Linked DNA regions of Homo sapiens: all the other regions are linked to region 3. The links are chromatin contacts, found by Hi-C or POLR2A ChIA-PET in ENCODE. All regions are on one chromosome and are shown on one strand. Each heading gives the region's core, a stretch centred on a gene start or an enhancer-like site at or near the end of the contact. The rest is flanking DNA. Distances are from core to core; before and after follow the strand shown.

Region 1 (3,625 bases), core at 309-2,808, 76 kb before region 3:
TCGAATGGAGCCATTTGATCGTTGTTTTTCATTCTTCTTTGGTTTTACACTTATTTTATACCACTTCATATTTTATGCATTCTTAGATGCTGCCTTCAGTTTCCTCTGAAACAAGATGGAAAACAGGCAACAAACAAATAAAGATATAAATAATTCAGGTTCTTATTACCTCTTTCTCTGGCTATTGGAATACTGGCCTTCCCTTCCCACCTCGTATCTTTCCTTCTGTATATCTTTTACATACTAATCATGTCGTCCTCCTGCTTAAAAGCAGTTAGCAGTCCCATACTTGCTCTTTCGCAGAGCACGTAAGGCCCTTCACAGTCTTAAAACAGTCTTTTCTTAACCTCAGAATCTCCCTGTGTCCTTATTTCCAGCCATGCCAAGCCACTCATTGCTCCTCTTAGAAGTGTTATGTGTTCACATACTTCTAAACTTCATATTGGATACTGTAGATATAGTGGTTTGTGAACATATGCTGTGCTGCCACTTCTCATGAACTCCTATTCATCTTTTAAGGCCCATATCAAATGTCACCTTCTCTGGAGTGCCTTTCCTGATTCCTTATAAAACTCTTTCATTTTACTATAAGTACTCTGTTAGTACTTTCTAGATTCTTTTGCTAATAGTAATTATCACACCATTTTATTGATTTGTTCATTTGTATGTTTCTTAACCATTTTTTTCACTTATCTTGTATACTTTGGTCTTGGCATGGGATAAGCATTTAATAAAAGTTTGTTTTGACTGTGCAAATGAACATTACACTGTTTTTTGGTGGACATCTATAGCTGACGTTTCACCGCATGTGATACCATGGCCACAGGACTTTTGGATTTGTGGGTTTTGCTTAGTTACAACAGTAAGTCACTTTAAAAAATATTTTGTTTCCAATAATAGATTTATTGAGTCATAATAGTCATCTCTAGGTCGAAACAACTAGAATATAGAGTGTACTGTTGGCTCATAGTATCTTTTGGGGTCCCACTAGTCTATCTTAAAAAGTCATTCAGCCCCTCTGTAACAGAATCTCATTGACTAGGAGATTAATGAGAAATTAGCCATGACTAGGCTTGCTGAATTAAAATTGGAAGCAAGGGTTATTACTAGAGATGCTGGGTTTATGGTAGATGAAAGCATGACCAATCATTACGAACTGAGGGGTTTTAGAAACACAGATTTGTTGCATTTCATTAACTAGTCTCCAGACATCTGTATTAGCACTTGTTTGCCAACAATTTACTAATCATTTTATGTGTCTATATCTTACTCTCTCAACTAGCTCAAAAGCAATCTGAGAGAATGAATTATGCATTATCTAATGTAGGCCACAAGCTGAGCATCCTGATGGCAAAATATTACCTGGCATGGCCCTTTGGAACATTTACAAAATGTGGAGGGATACTCCCTGCATCGTGGGAACACAGGCTGTAGTTTAAGCTGCTCTGAAAGTGGAACACTCCTCTTCTTCCTCCTACAGTAGGGCTCAGTGAGTTTTGTTTTGTTTTCTCTATATTTGGCTCTGTGGGAAATCATCTGACCTTGGGTCTTGGGCAGGGACTAACGGGCACGTGAGATCTTGAGGTTTCTGGTTCAGGATACGATGGAAAAAAATCAACCAACTGATAGACTTTAGTTAACACAGAATGAACTGGCTGCCATGAAAATATACCCAAAAGGCTCACAGAAAGGATATTCCTGACTCTGGTCCAAAGGAATTTACATGCAAAACAGTCTCCCAGAGACAAAACCCAGGAACCATTAAAAACAAATTTTCTCTTAGGAGTTAGTATACACTTTTAAGGAGAAGAGCTAACCTGTGAGGATGAGCTTTTAGGAGAACTTGTCCTGGAAGCCTTTCACTACCATGTTGCTCTGGCATTGCAATGCATGTCAGAGATTAAGTATATTCCTGTATCTATGACACCAGGAGAGATGGAATCAAAATACACAAATACATAAAATTCATCTGCTGGTGCAGCAAGAAAACACAGATCAATCAAGACAATAGATTTGGCTCCTTTGTGCTTTAAAAAGCAAGAAAATAAACTTTAATGTTACTATACCCGTTTGGATTCCAAAAGGATCAAATGGCATTTGAATAGTTCTAGATGAAAAGACAAATACTTAGCAAATATATTTTCTTCACTGGTATTAGGCTGCAGGCATTCATGGGAGCTAGGCTACTTATAGTCTCTGCTTTGTATATGTATATATATAAATATATATTTAGCATCAGTAGAGTAGGGGGTTGGCAGGGTGAAAATAGCCTTACACTAATTTTAGATAATTTGCATAGCATTCTCGGAACATGTCTCTCTATGACCTTAATGAAATGAACAACTGGGCTAAGGAGAACAGGGCACAAATGAGACTTTTTTGTGGGGACCTTTCAGTCTTTGCCGACAAAATACATCTATCAATAAGGCATACCTGAAGGAAGCACTTGGAGGGTCTTTATTGCATATGCCAACTGGTTGTTTCTCTATGTAATAACCTTTTTGATAAGCTTTTCGGTAAGGCTAAGTTGTTAGAGAAGAAGCTTTCAATTATTCTCTGTAAGGTGATGGGACATGTCCATATTTAGGACAAATGGATGGAGCTACACTGTGAATAGCTATAGTTCCTAACGAATCGTAAGTGGCAAGATTGCCACTTGCAGATCCCCTGTGTGGTGTAGGCATGTAGAAGGAGAGTGGCAAAAGGCATTGAATGGATTGATTATTTTGAGGCACTCTGATGTTTTTTCTGTGTTTTTGAATGAAGTACAACCACAACCACATCTCTTTATGATAGGCATAGAGGTATGCATGCCACCCATATTCAGAAGTAAGCCAACCTTCTTTAACTACTAAGAATCTTCTAGAGCAGATAAATATAACAAAGTTAAGTTTTTAAAAGAAAGCATTTTTGTGTTTCCAAACAATGCAATTATTCTATTAATTTAAAACCAAACTCAACCAAATGCCTCGCTTTAAATAAACACTTTGAAATACCTTTTGCCCTTTATTTTTGTTTAAAGCTTTTAAACCTCTTTAGCTAGCTGGTACAGAACAATACTGAAGTTTACAAAATTCACCCAAACCTAGGACATTATAAATGCCTTAACAATGCCTAAGAAAACTCCCAATTCCCCGTGTGATTCTTGGATCAAAGACACCAGCAGTTGTGAACAAAATGCCAACAGGCCAGAGTTACTACTATGTAGCATTCCACAGTGAAAGTGTGGCCATCCCACATGTCTACCTAAATACATAGGTAAACTTTTCCCTAACTCAAATCCTCTATTGCCAATCAGAACTAGGTTTTATTAAATTTTATTAAAATTTGTCAAAGCTGTTCTCTGACTGGAAACTTGCCTGCTGAGTTTTAGCCCAAGGCAGATTTTAATGGCCAAGTTCTACAGGCATCAAAGGGAGGAGGAGTCAGCAAGAGGATGCCTTCTCTTCCCAAATGGTGACAGCCTGCTCTCATGTGAAAACTCTATAGAAGCATCACAAGTGAGGAGAGACTGGAACATCTCTGACAGGCAGCCTGGAGTTGAATCACTGTCTCCCTTCCAGGACGCCACTCTGGCACAGGTATTTCATGCCCTTAGAAGTTTTCCAATCCTCAGACTGATCAA
Region 2 (3,220 bases), core at 7-2,506, 130 kb before region 3:
TTTTTTCTAAGCCCCCGGGTGACTCCAGACAGAGATAATAAGAGAAAAAACCTTTTACCTCTAAGCTACCTGTTTGAATGTAGTACAGGCTGTTAGTCACTCAAGGTCATTATTGTGTGATGGGTTATCAAAGGCCTATGTGAAATGTGTGGGATTTTTATGAGCTAGTTTTTATTATAGTAAAATGTTTAAAGGCCCCTTATGTACAAAGTGTTTTGAAAGCTCTAATAGGGCCCCATAATCACCCACATAATTATGAAGGTCGAATTGTGCTGGACAAACTTGAGAGCTATTTTTGACCACATTAGTGGATGAACAGAACAGAATATTAAAAATATTTTTGTTGTTACTCTTGTCCCTTTTAGCCTTCCGGGTACAACAAAATCTCTCTTGGAGCTGGAGGAAACTGCTGCTCTGGTATATTTTCCCACTTTTGTAAATCTAACGAGGTTTCCTTTCCCTGGGTTCCAGACACAGGATAGACAGGCTGTACATTAGGTTTTGGAGGAAAGAGTTGGCCATAGTGAGTATTCACGTCCGTTTGCTAAGGAAACTTGCTTCGGCTTGTTTTCGGTCCCGTCCCCCATTGCCCCACGGTGAACAGATGCCCGTCTGTTGCAGGCCTGGGCCTCACCGGATGTCCTTCTATAGCGATGCCTGCCGCTTTCACTGGCCATCCTTAATTTTCCATTTTACACTAGGAAACTGCGAAGTTAGAAAAACAATGGACTGTTTCCTTCCTCTTTCTTTAAACCAAGAGGCTGAAAGGAAGGCTTCGTATTCATTACTCACAGGCCAGACTTGGGGATAAAGGTCGCTAAAGTTCAAACGAAACAAAAGTTAAAGTCCACAGCTCTCAGTGAGTTCCCAGTCCAGCTGGGGTCAAGATGACACTGATCCCCTCACTGAGTCCTCATGTTAACCCGAGACTTGCCTCAAGCTTTGTAAGTATTTTCGGTAGACATTTGGAATCTCTGAGCTTGCTAAAAAGCGCTCAAGATTACGGGCATGAGGAGGGAAAGAAGTGACACAAAGCAGTCTCCATCTGGGGACAGTCTTCCCTTCTAGGACCTTGGCCTCCAGGCTTTCTGGGAGCCTGTCATTATAATTGGTGGTGACAGGTGCATTTCTTAGAACCCTAACTTAAGAGCATTCTTGCTAAACAGCTAAGATGCCTTTTTTCCTGCCATTTCAAAAATTTCCTCTCTGAAATATCCTTTTTGTTGTGGCCTATTTTCCTGTGGCAAGACTATCTGTGGCCAGAAAACCCTCACGTGGTGAGTGGTCTAGATGTGCCATCCAGCTATGTTGCCTCATGATGTGGAAAGGGAGAAGGAAACCACCCTTTAACACCAGGGTTCCGCTGTGTGCTATTTATGCTAAAAAGCAGCTGTCATGATTTTTTCCAGCCAGGCCTCCCTGTTGGACTTGAAATCCACATGGAAGAGCCTGATGTCACAAAGCAGCAGAAACCTGATAGTAGGGGCAGCAAAGGAAGGTGTTATGAGAAGTTCCACCAGAAGAGAGAGCTCTGGTAAACCCTGCATGGGCAACAGGCCGAGCCACACTAGGACTTCAGGGGTCCTAGGCACTTTTGCCATGGTAGGCCTTCTTCTTCCTAAAGATAAATAAATACATAATTCTATTTTATGGCTACACTGATATACAGACAAATGTGTTCGTGTTATATGTCACAATATTTCCTTCCACCTGAAAGCTCGTTTTTTTCTTCTCATTTTAAAAGAAATTAAAACACTTTTCATGGGCGCTGTAAAAGTATTGTGGAATGTGAGCACTGCATCTGCCGTACCTAATGGATAAGTTGACCCTGTCAACAAGAAGCAATCCCTGTCCTCGGTACAATTTGAAGAAACGGGATATTTATGAGTTAGGACAGTTTCATTCTTTAAAAGGCAATGCATGTTACAGATGGGTTTGGTTCATAAAATGAGAAAGGTTAATTAGATGTATATACAAATCCACAAATCAAAATCTCCCAATTAGCAATAGGTTTATATGCAAGGACTTTGATGTTCCAAAGTAAATTTTAAAGCTTTGGTTTGGTGCAGTAAAAACCAGAGGGTTATAGATACTGAGGTGGTATGGACTTGGGTCAGGATCCTGGCTCCAAATCCACAAACAGACAGACTACTCTATTGCTTGGGTAAGTTATTTTATTCTGTGCTTCTGTTTCTTTCTCTAAAAATGAGAGGTAACAATAGCTACCTCATGAGGTTGCTGGGAGGATGAAATGAAGTCATGTTAGTAAAGCACTTAGTATAATGCCTGGGATATTGTAAATTTTCAGTAAGAGTTATTATAATTGCCATTATTTTCATCATTAGGAAGTGTTATTCTTTTCAACAGGTGGTGGAACTCAGGCTCCTCCATTATTTTGCTGGACAATTTTGCTAAGTTTAGACAGGTGATGAGTAGATAAAAAGAAGCATATATCAGAGGTTAGAATTAATCAACCAATAGCACATGAAGAGGAGTGGGAAGTGACACAGAAGATTCAAGGAACATGAAAATACAGACCCTGGCCTCAAGAAGAGTACTGGAGACAAGACACACCCAGAAGGCTCAGAAACAGGAGAAAGGGCAACAGGCAAGCTCGGGGAGTACTGAGAAGGGAAGGACCACATAGGTGATGGAGGAAGGCATCCCTGACAACTGGGCTCGGCTCAATAAGTGAGGACTTCTCTTGGACATTTCCAGGGGGAGAAATTGCTTCAGACGTTTCACTCGAGAGCACCTACCGCATTCTTTTTAGTAGTGTCAAATCTTAGCTTGGAAAAAATGCCATGTTTTAACCAAATGAGGAGCAAAAGCGGTTTGGTCTTGCCCCCATGACGCTGGTAGTCTCTAGCTGATGGAATCTAAGACTCTGGTGCATTCGGCTGAAAACATGCAGAAAAAGCAGCAGAAGCACAAACTCAGAGGGTATTTGACCATTCTGACAGTACCAGCAATGATAACAATATTAGATTCCTCAAGGATCTAGAACTTGAAATACTATTTGACCCAGCAATCCCATTACTGGGTATATACCCAAAGGAATATAAATCATTCTGTTATAAAGATACACACACACATATGTTTATTGCAGCACTATTCACAATGGCAAAGAAATGGAATCAACCGCAAACGCCTATCAATGATAGAATGGATAAAGAAAATGAGGTACATATACACCATGGACTACTATGTAGCCATAAAA
Region 3 (3,684 bases), core at 583-3,082:
ACCATCCTCCATTGAGCATCCAATTGAGGCTAAAGACTTGCCACTTATAGCACACTTGATGATTTCTATTTTTGTCTTAATTTTATTAAATTGATGAGACCTCTCTGCTTATTTTCACTAATACCAGCACTTTCTTTCCCTGTTTCCCAGTCATTTTTGTTAAATGCAATTACATATTCAGACAATTACATGAATCTCCCATTACCAACATGGTACTGCTGTTAAACTGAACAGTTTTGTGCAGCTCTTTATGGGAAAGCACCCAGTGTTCTTCGGTCAGCTAATGAATGAACTCTTGAACTCAGTATGCATGAAATAATTTAGGGGCAGGAGTATCTGTAGTATTGAAAGTGTGGGCTGTAAGAGAGTTAACACATGAAAATCAAGGACTCCAAATAGATCAGTTTAGCAAATATTTAAGGAACACCTACCATGTGCTCAGCCTTGTGGACGTAAAGAATTATCTGCCACTCCTTGATCCTTTTGAATGGGCCAGTTCGTAGGGGGTCATATTTGGGGTTAAGAGGAATGGCACCAAATTTTTTTTTGGTCAAACTTCCTAGGTGGCCACCACTTGGGTATTTTTCTCTTGACTCCAGGTACTGTGTTATTCCAGCCCGCTAAACAGTCTGAACCTACTTAGCCTGTCATCAGGGCAGATGAACTAAATAAGTGAAGACAATAGTAGGACAAGATGGGGCATGTAAAATAGAATTGGACCAACCCCCTAAATCTTCCCACTTTCTCTTTCCCACCAGCTGACTTTCTGCCACCATCACCCAAAGGCATAGGGTAAGGTTAGGTAGTGGAGAAGAAAGTCCTCCCAAGTGTGTACCTTTAAGATGACAGCATTTGGCGGGGTGCAGTGGCTCACGTCTATAATCCCAGCACTTTGGGAGGCCGAGGCAGGCGGATCACAAGGTCAGGAGATCAAGACCATCCTGGCTAATGCGGTGAAACCCCGTCTCTACTAAAAATACAAAAAAAAATTAGCCAGACGTGCTGGCGGATGCCTGTAGTCCCAGCTACTCGGAAAGCTAAGGCAGGAGAATGGCGTGAACCCAGGAGGTGGAGCTTGCAGTGAGCGGAGATCGCACCACTGCACTCCAGCCTGGGTGACAGAGCGAGACTCCGTCTCAAAAAAAAAAGATGGCAGCATTTTTTTCCTGATTTCCATCAGCTACTTCTACTCTACTGGTGTCTCTTTGGCACAGCCCAAGTTCAATAGATGGGTTAGAATTGGACATACTTGACTGTTCTGGTAGCCGATGGTCAGCTCAGGGAGCAGCCTCAGGCTGTGACCACCACCTTCACTTGGATCACCAGAGACTCAAAAGAAAAGCAGGAAGAGGTGACCCCACCCTCTTCACTGGTGAAAGATTGCACATACCTTTGGGACATCTAAAGGAGAATGTAGCCCTTTCAGAGCTAACATTACAGATCACGGCAATTTACTGGACTCGATGTACTCCTCATTCCACTAGGTTCCCTTAGGAATCATCATTTCAATTAGACCCATAAATCCTTTTCTCATTTGTCTGCAAAGACTATGAAACATGATGTCACTTTATTTCTTTTAAAGAAAGCGTTGACGACACAGGTGGTGACCCTAATGATGACATGGAATACCTTGACATCTTTCAGCCCCCCTGGTCATTTCAGTTTGGCCAGGAAATACAGCAGTGACTGGACACACGGGACCTTATGATGGGATTGTGAGTTCAGACACCCCCAGTGTTGGTCTTGTGCAAAGAGGAAACCAGGAGGAGGAACTGTTCATCAGCACCCATGCACACCCACGCGTCTATAATTACCAACAACAGTTGCAGCGCAACCCAAAAACATAAACACACTGAGCTGGCTGAAGCCCAGGGCTCTATTTATAGTCTCCATGGACCTACTAATAGCCTTAACACCCTCACTGAAACAGACCCCAAGTCGGGAGCAGGGCAGGGCCGGGGCTGTTGCAGTTGTGGGGTGAAGCCACTGCTCTATACCTTCAGTTCAATGTGGCCCATGTGTGAATGGGCCACCGAAAATATCCAACCGCTCTGAGAGGTGCACATCTCAAAATAAACATTTTCCTGAGCAGGCCAGACAAAAGCACAGAGCCAAAGGATTTCCAGTTCAGACTCGGAAATTATAGGTTTTAATTGGGAGGTGTAACAGTGGCACGTCATCGTTGCTTGTACGTTTTGCCTGAACTATGTTTGTTCAAGCAAGACAGGAAGTGGCCAAGAGTATGACACAGTGGAAAGAGCAGGGGCTGGGGAGTCAGACAGCTCTACATTTAGCTGGGTGGCCTTGAACAAGTTTCCTGACCCCTTTGAACCTCAATTTTCTCTTCTGTAAAATGGGAATACTAAGAATATCTATCTCTTAGGAGGCTGTTAGGGTCATAGATGACATGCAGATCCTCAAAATAGAAGTTTTGATAGTATCAGTTTTAATAATGCATTATTATAAATCAGGATTTCTGAAGGATTTGACCCATATAACTCACACTGAGTACTTCTATCATGTCTTTGAGAGGGTCCATATTATTTTAAAAAAAAGGTAAAGAGTTGAAAGATATATTTAGAGATTTTTCTCCTACATAGTTGATGTTAAAGTTATTTCAGAAAGTTGAGAACAAATAGGTTTGCTCCATATTTCTTTAACTTCAATATTCAAAGGTTCTATCTATCTATCCATCTATCTATATAGCATAGGTGCAAATTTCATTTCTTTAATATTTTAATAAGGAGTAGTCCATGTGATGGGAGTGGTAAATGACATTATGTCTATTTTAATGTTCAGGGAAAATAAGGATAGAAATTCTATAGCTTGGTAAAAAAATGTTTAAATCTTAAAGAGAATCAGAGAGGCACTGCAAACAATTTCTCCCTGCCCCCAATACCATTGTATTTACATGGGCTCCCAGCTCCTGCTGGAACCCTTCAAGAACTAGGGACCCAGCAGTCAGTCCATTCCATTTTGGGAGCCACTCAAGTAATTAAGAAGACCTTCCTCCTGTTGAGCCCAACTTGTTCTCTCTCTCGCTTTCATGTATTGGTCCTGTTTATCCCTTGAGAAAAAAAGAGAGTCAACTTCCTCTTCTACACAAGGGCTCTTCAAACTTTAGAAGAATGATACCATGGCTTTCCAAGTCTTCTCTTCTCCAGGCAAACATTCTTGGTTCTCTCTACAACCACAGGAAAACTCCTGATCTCTCACTCAAATTCTTTTTTTTTTTTTTTTTTTTTGAGACGGAGTCTCGCTCTGTCGCCCAGGCTGGAGTGCAGTGGCGCGATCTCGGCTCACTGCAAGCTCCGCCTCCCGAGTTCACGCCATTCTCCTGCCTCAGCCTCCCGCGTAGCTGGGACTACAGGCGCCCGCCACCACGCCCGGCTAATTTTTTGTGTTTTTTAGTAGAGACGGGGTTTCACTGTGTTAGCCAGGATGGTCTCGATCTCCTGACCTCGTGATCCGTCCGCCTCAGCCTCCCAAAGTGCTGGGATTACAGGCGTGAGCCACCGCGCCCGGCCTGTTTGTTTTTTTTTTAAGCATTACTAGCGGTTCCTCAATATTCCTTCTCCTCCTCGCTGCCTTTGATTATCCGTATATGGACTGAGTCTAAGCATGTAAATTACATGCAACTTCATTTTTCACTTTGTCTCTCAATTACTTGGGAGCCACTTTCTT
Region 4 (3,557 bases), core at 690-3,189, 92 kb after region 3:
TCCTGATATTTCTAGCAACATGTCAGGGCTGGTGGGAGAATGAGTTGGAGTAGGAGAAAAGGGCTTGCAGATTCTCACCTAAAGAATTAAACCAGGCAGGCATTTCCTCTGCCTATGAATAAGGAGAGCACCAATGCCTACCTTACAGGTGAACTGAGGTGAATTCTAACACTGAATTTTGTAAACTCAAGTGAGAAAAGAGATAAAACAAACATTTCCTACCTAAGCACACCTTGATCCGCTTCTCCCAACCATCTTACACCTCTAACTGAAAATGATGCACACAGCTAATAAGCTAGAGGCAAAGGTTGCTACCAACCCTACCAACCCCAAGTAGAGGGCAGCTTCTTCGAGTCTGTGTTGCAGTGTGGAAAGCGGCAGTCCCTGTCATGCTTGCTGGCGACATCTGTGGCTGTAGTGGCGGTTGAACCAATAAGAGGAACAATTACAAGGTCCTGCTGACGTCAATACTTGGAAAAGAGCTTTGCCTGTTTTAAAAAGCTGCTATCCATTGTATTAAGCAACATCACTTACAGTAATCGAGGTGATCTATATTTATAATAATAATCAGGGTGCTTGCAATGTGTGCTCCTGCTTCACAAGTGCATAAAAGCAACAAGCTAACCAGAGTTGCTTTGCTCAGAAAAGTTATTCTAGGAGGCTTTTTTTCTGCTCCTCTTGCTTCCCTCTGCCTTCCTCTTGTTCCTTATCTTGATTACTTTTTCTTGTCTTTGAGCCCAGATTATATATGTATTAGTCTGTGCTTGCATTGCTATAAAGAAATACATGAGACTGGGTAATTTATAAAGAAAAGATGCTTAATTGGCTCATAGTTCTGCAGGCTGTACTGTAAGCATGACGCTGGCATCTGCTGGCTTCTGGAGAGGCCTCAGGAAACTTAGACAATCATGGCAGAAGGCGAAGGGGGAGCAGGCACATCATATGGCCACAGCAGGCACATCACATGAGCAGAGCGGGAATGACAGAGTGAGGGGGAAAGTGCTACACATTTTTAAATGACCACATCTCACAGGAACTCACTCACTATCATGAGGATAGTACAAAGATGATGGGGCTAAATCATTCACAAGAAATCTTCCCCCGTGGTCCAATCACCTCCCACCAGTCCTCACCTCCAACACTGGAAATTACAATTCAATATCAGATATGGGTGGGGACACAGATCCACACCATATCCATATGGTTCTGCAGGCTGTACAGGAATACATAGACATATATAATACACACACACACACACACACACACACACACACACACATATATATATATATAAAATCTCGATGAAGAAAATCTTGATAGATATTTTTAAATAGTTATGGACATGTACCCAGAGAGCATTCATTACACAGCCAAAAATGAGAAAGGAGCTGGAGGTGGGGTGGGAGTGAAAGGAAGACTGTGTTTTGTATCAAACATACCTAAATTCAATTTACTTCATCCATTTCTGTAACTAAATATAAACCTCAAGGACTTGTGTTCTTTGTGCAAATACTAACATGCCAGCAAAAGAACATATTTGTAGCATGCTTTTTAAATCTCTCACAACGCAGGTGTCATTTCTATGTTGCTAGGGGAGAAACTAAGGCTGCAAGAGGTAAATAGCTGCCATTTCTTGAACACTCCTATGTCGGGGATACATGAAGCATTTTACATACACGTGACAAAATTTTATAAGGTAGATTCTGCTATTGATCTCATTTTACAGAAGAGGAAACAGATTCAAAGCTAGAAGGCAGGGTGGAGCCAAGATTCAAATGCAAGCATGTTGAGTTGGAATCCAGGGCTCTTTCCCACTTAGCACGGGTGCTTTGTGGGATACTTCTGTAAAAATTCTTCTGTAGTCCAAGTCAGGGGACTTGCATTCAAATCCCACTAGTGTCTCTTATTAAATATGTGTCTTGTTGTCAAGTTACTTAATCACTCTCTTCTAAAAAAAGCTCACACTCACATGATACTGTTTCAGTTCTGCCTGTTTTTATGTTTCACAATGTATTGTTTTCTTCATGAGTGATATTTCCTCCTTTAAAAATATTTGAAATACTAAGTATGAATTTTTGCTCTATTTTCTTTATTTTTAAAGTTAACATCCGATAAAATTGATTTTTTGGATGTAGAGTTAACACATACATAGATTATATATGTTATATAGAGAGACGCTATATATGTTTACATATATATACACATATGTGTATATACACATATATGCATGTGTATATTATTTATATATACATATGTATGCATATACATGTACAACTACATATGTGTATATACATATATGTGTATAAACATGTACATATACATGTACGTGTATATATGTATGTATATTTACACACACACATATATAGATTCATGTAAACCTTCACCACAAACAGGACACAGAACAGATCCATCACTGCCAAAATTCCCTGTGCTGCTCCTTTTTTAGACACATCCTCCTCCTGTCCATAGCCTCTGACAACCATTGATCTTTTCTCCATCACTGTAGTTTTGTGTTTTCCAGATGTCATACAAATGGAATCATATAGTAGGTAGCCATTTGAAACTGATTCCTTTTTTTTAAGTTTTGTGGTATTTTATTTCATTTATTTATTTATTTATTTATTTATTTATTTATTTATTTATTTTTGAAACGGAGTCTCCCTCTGTCGCCCAGGCTGGAGTGCAGTGGAGTGATCTTGGCTCACTGCAAGCTCCGCCTCGCATGTTCAAGCGATCCTCATGCTTCCGCTTCCCAAGTAGCTGGGATTACAGGTGTGCACCACCGTGCTGGGCTAATTTTTGTATTTTTAGTAGAGACAGAGTTTCACCATGTTGGCCAGGCTGGTCTTGAACTCCTGACGTCAAGTGATCTGCCCGCCTCAGCCTCCCAAAGTGCTGGGATTACAGGAGTGAGCCACCGCACCTGACCATTTTATTTTATTTTTAATTGACAAATAATAATTATAGACCAGGTACAATGCCATGTCATGAATTATTGTAGAGTGATTAAATCTAGCTAATTAACATTATTCATCATTTCATATACTTATCATTTTTTTGCGTGGTGAAAACATTTAAAATTAACCCTTTCAGCAGTTTTGAGATATATGAACTTTATCATTAGCTATGAGTCACCATGCTGTGCAATAGATCCTGAAACTTATTCCTGCTGGTCTAACGGAAACTTTGTACCCTTTGACAATTATCTTCCCTTTCCTATCCTCACCCTTCCCTTTCCGCCTACCAGCCTCTGGTAATCACCATTCCACTTGCTACTTCTATGAGTTTTAGTTTTTTAGGTTCCATAGACAAATAAGGTCATTCAGTATTTGTCTTTCTGTGCCTGGCTTATCTCACTTAACATGTCATCCAGGTTCATCCATGTTGTTGCAGATGACAGAATTTTCTTATTTTTTAAGGCTGAGTAGTATTTCATTGTGTATTATAAACTACATTTTCTTTATCCATTCATCTGTTGGTGGACACAGTTTGCTTCCATATCTTGGCTATCGTGAATAACGCTGCAATAAACATGGAAGTGCAGATACTGCTTTGAC

The links. A loop is a pair of places that touch in the nucleus more often than their neighbours do. ChIA-PET counts read pairs that join two places held with the same protein, here RNA polymerase II (POLR2A). Pooled maps may share reads with other maps.
Region 1: a loop to region 3 is called in a map with no recorded cell type, with 7 times the contacts of the local background. The contact joins two enhancer-like sites. A Hi-C loop is called at or near these places in 2 of 168 maps with a recorded cell type or tissue (CD4-positive, alpha-beta memory T cell and CD8-positive, alpha-beta T cell), 19 of 37 single-sample maps with no recorded cell type and 8 of 50 pooled maps. POLR2A ChIA-PET finds 5 or more read pairs at or near these places in 2 of 52 experiments (CD4-positive, alpha-beta memory T cell and OCI-LY7).
Region 2: a map of CD14-positive monocyte shows a loop between it and region 3 (2.5-fold over the local background). The contact joins two enhancer-like sites. A Hi-C loop is called at or near these places in 5 of 168 maps with a recorded cell type or tissue (B cell, CD14-positive monocyte, Right ventricle myocardium inferior and 2 more), 8 of 37 single-sample maps with no recorded cell type and 13 of 50 pooled maps. POLR2A ChIA-PET finds 5 or more read pairs at or near these places in 8 of 52 experiments (CD4-positive, alpha-beta T cell, CD4-positive, alpha-beta memory T cell, CD8-positive, alpha-beta memory T cell and 5 more).
Region 4: a map of CD14-positive monocyte shows a loop between it and region 3 (2.9-fold over the local background). The contact joins two enhancer-like sites. A Hi-C loop is called at or near these places in 2 of 168 maps with a recorded cell type or tissue (both CD14-positive monocyte) and 7 of 50 pooled maps. POLR2A ChIA-PET finds 5 or more read pairs at or near these places in 2 of 52 experiments (OCI-LY7 and activated CD4-positive, alpha-beta T cell).

What each region holds. Positions count from the first base shown.
Region 1 is chr10:62,706,669-62,710,293 of GRCh38, reverse strand. No RefSeq gene overlaps it. Among named protein-coding and RNA genes, the nearest start is that of ADO, 96 kb to the left of the region's middle. Within about 2 kb of position 1,558, at least 2 of the 41 ENCODE cell types and tissues checked have a DNase peak (open chromatin) inside an H3K27ac peak, as active enhancers do.
Region 2 is chr10:62,758,105-62,761,324 of GRCh38, reverse strand. No RefSeq gene overlaps it. Among named protein-coding and RNA genes, the nearest start is that of ADO, 45 kb to the left of the region's middle. Within about 2 kb of position 1,256, at least 5 of the 41 ENCODE cell types and tissues checked have a DNase peak (open chromatin) inside an H3K27ac peak, as active enhancers do; they include CD14-positive monocyte, where a contact is called at or near this core.
Region 3 is chr10:62,630,804-62,634,487 of GRCh38, reverse strand. The region is part of intron 1 of LOC105378327 (a long non-coding RNA gene); the gene reads left to right. Among named protein-coding and RNA genes, the nearest start is that of ADO, 170 kb to the left of the region's middle. RefSeq lists an enhancer at 2,014-2,183. Within about 2 kb of position 1,832, at least 14 of the 41 ENCODE cell types and tissues checked have a DNase peak (open chromatin) inside an H3K27ac peak, as active enhancers do; they include CD14-positive monocyte and OCI-LY7, where a contact is called at or near this core.
Region 4 is chr10:62,538,878-62,542,434 of GRCh38, reverse strand. No RefSeq gene overlaps it. Among named protein-coding and RNA genes, the nearest start is that of ZNF365, 170 kb to the right of the region's middle. Within about 2 kb of position 1,939, at least 3 of the 41 ENCODE cell types and tissues checked have a DNase peak (open chromatin) inside an H3K27ac peak, as active enhancers do; they include CD14-positive monocyte and OCI-LY7, where a contact is called at or near this core.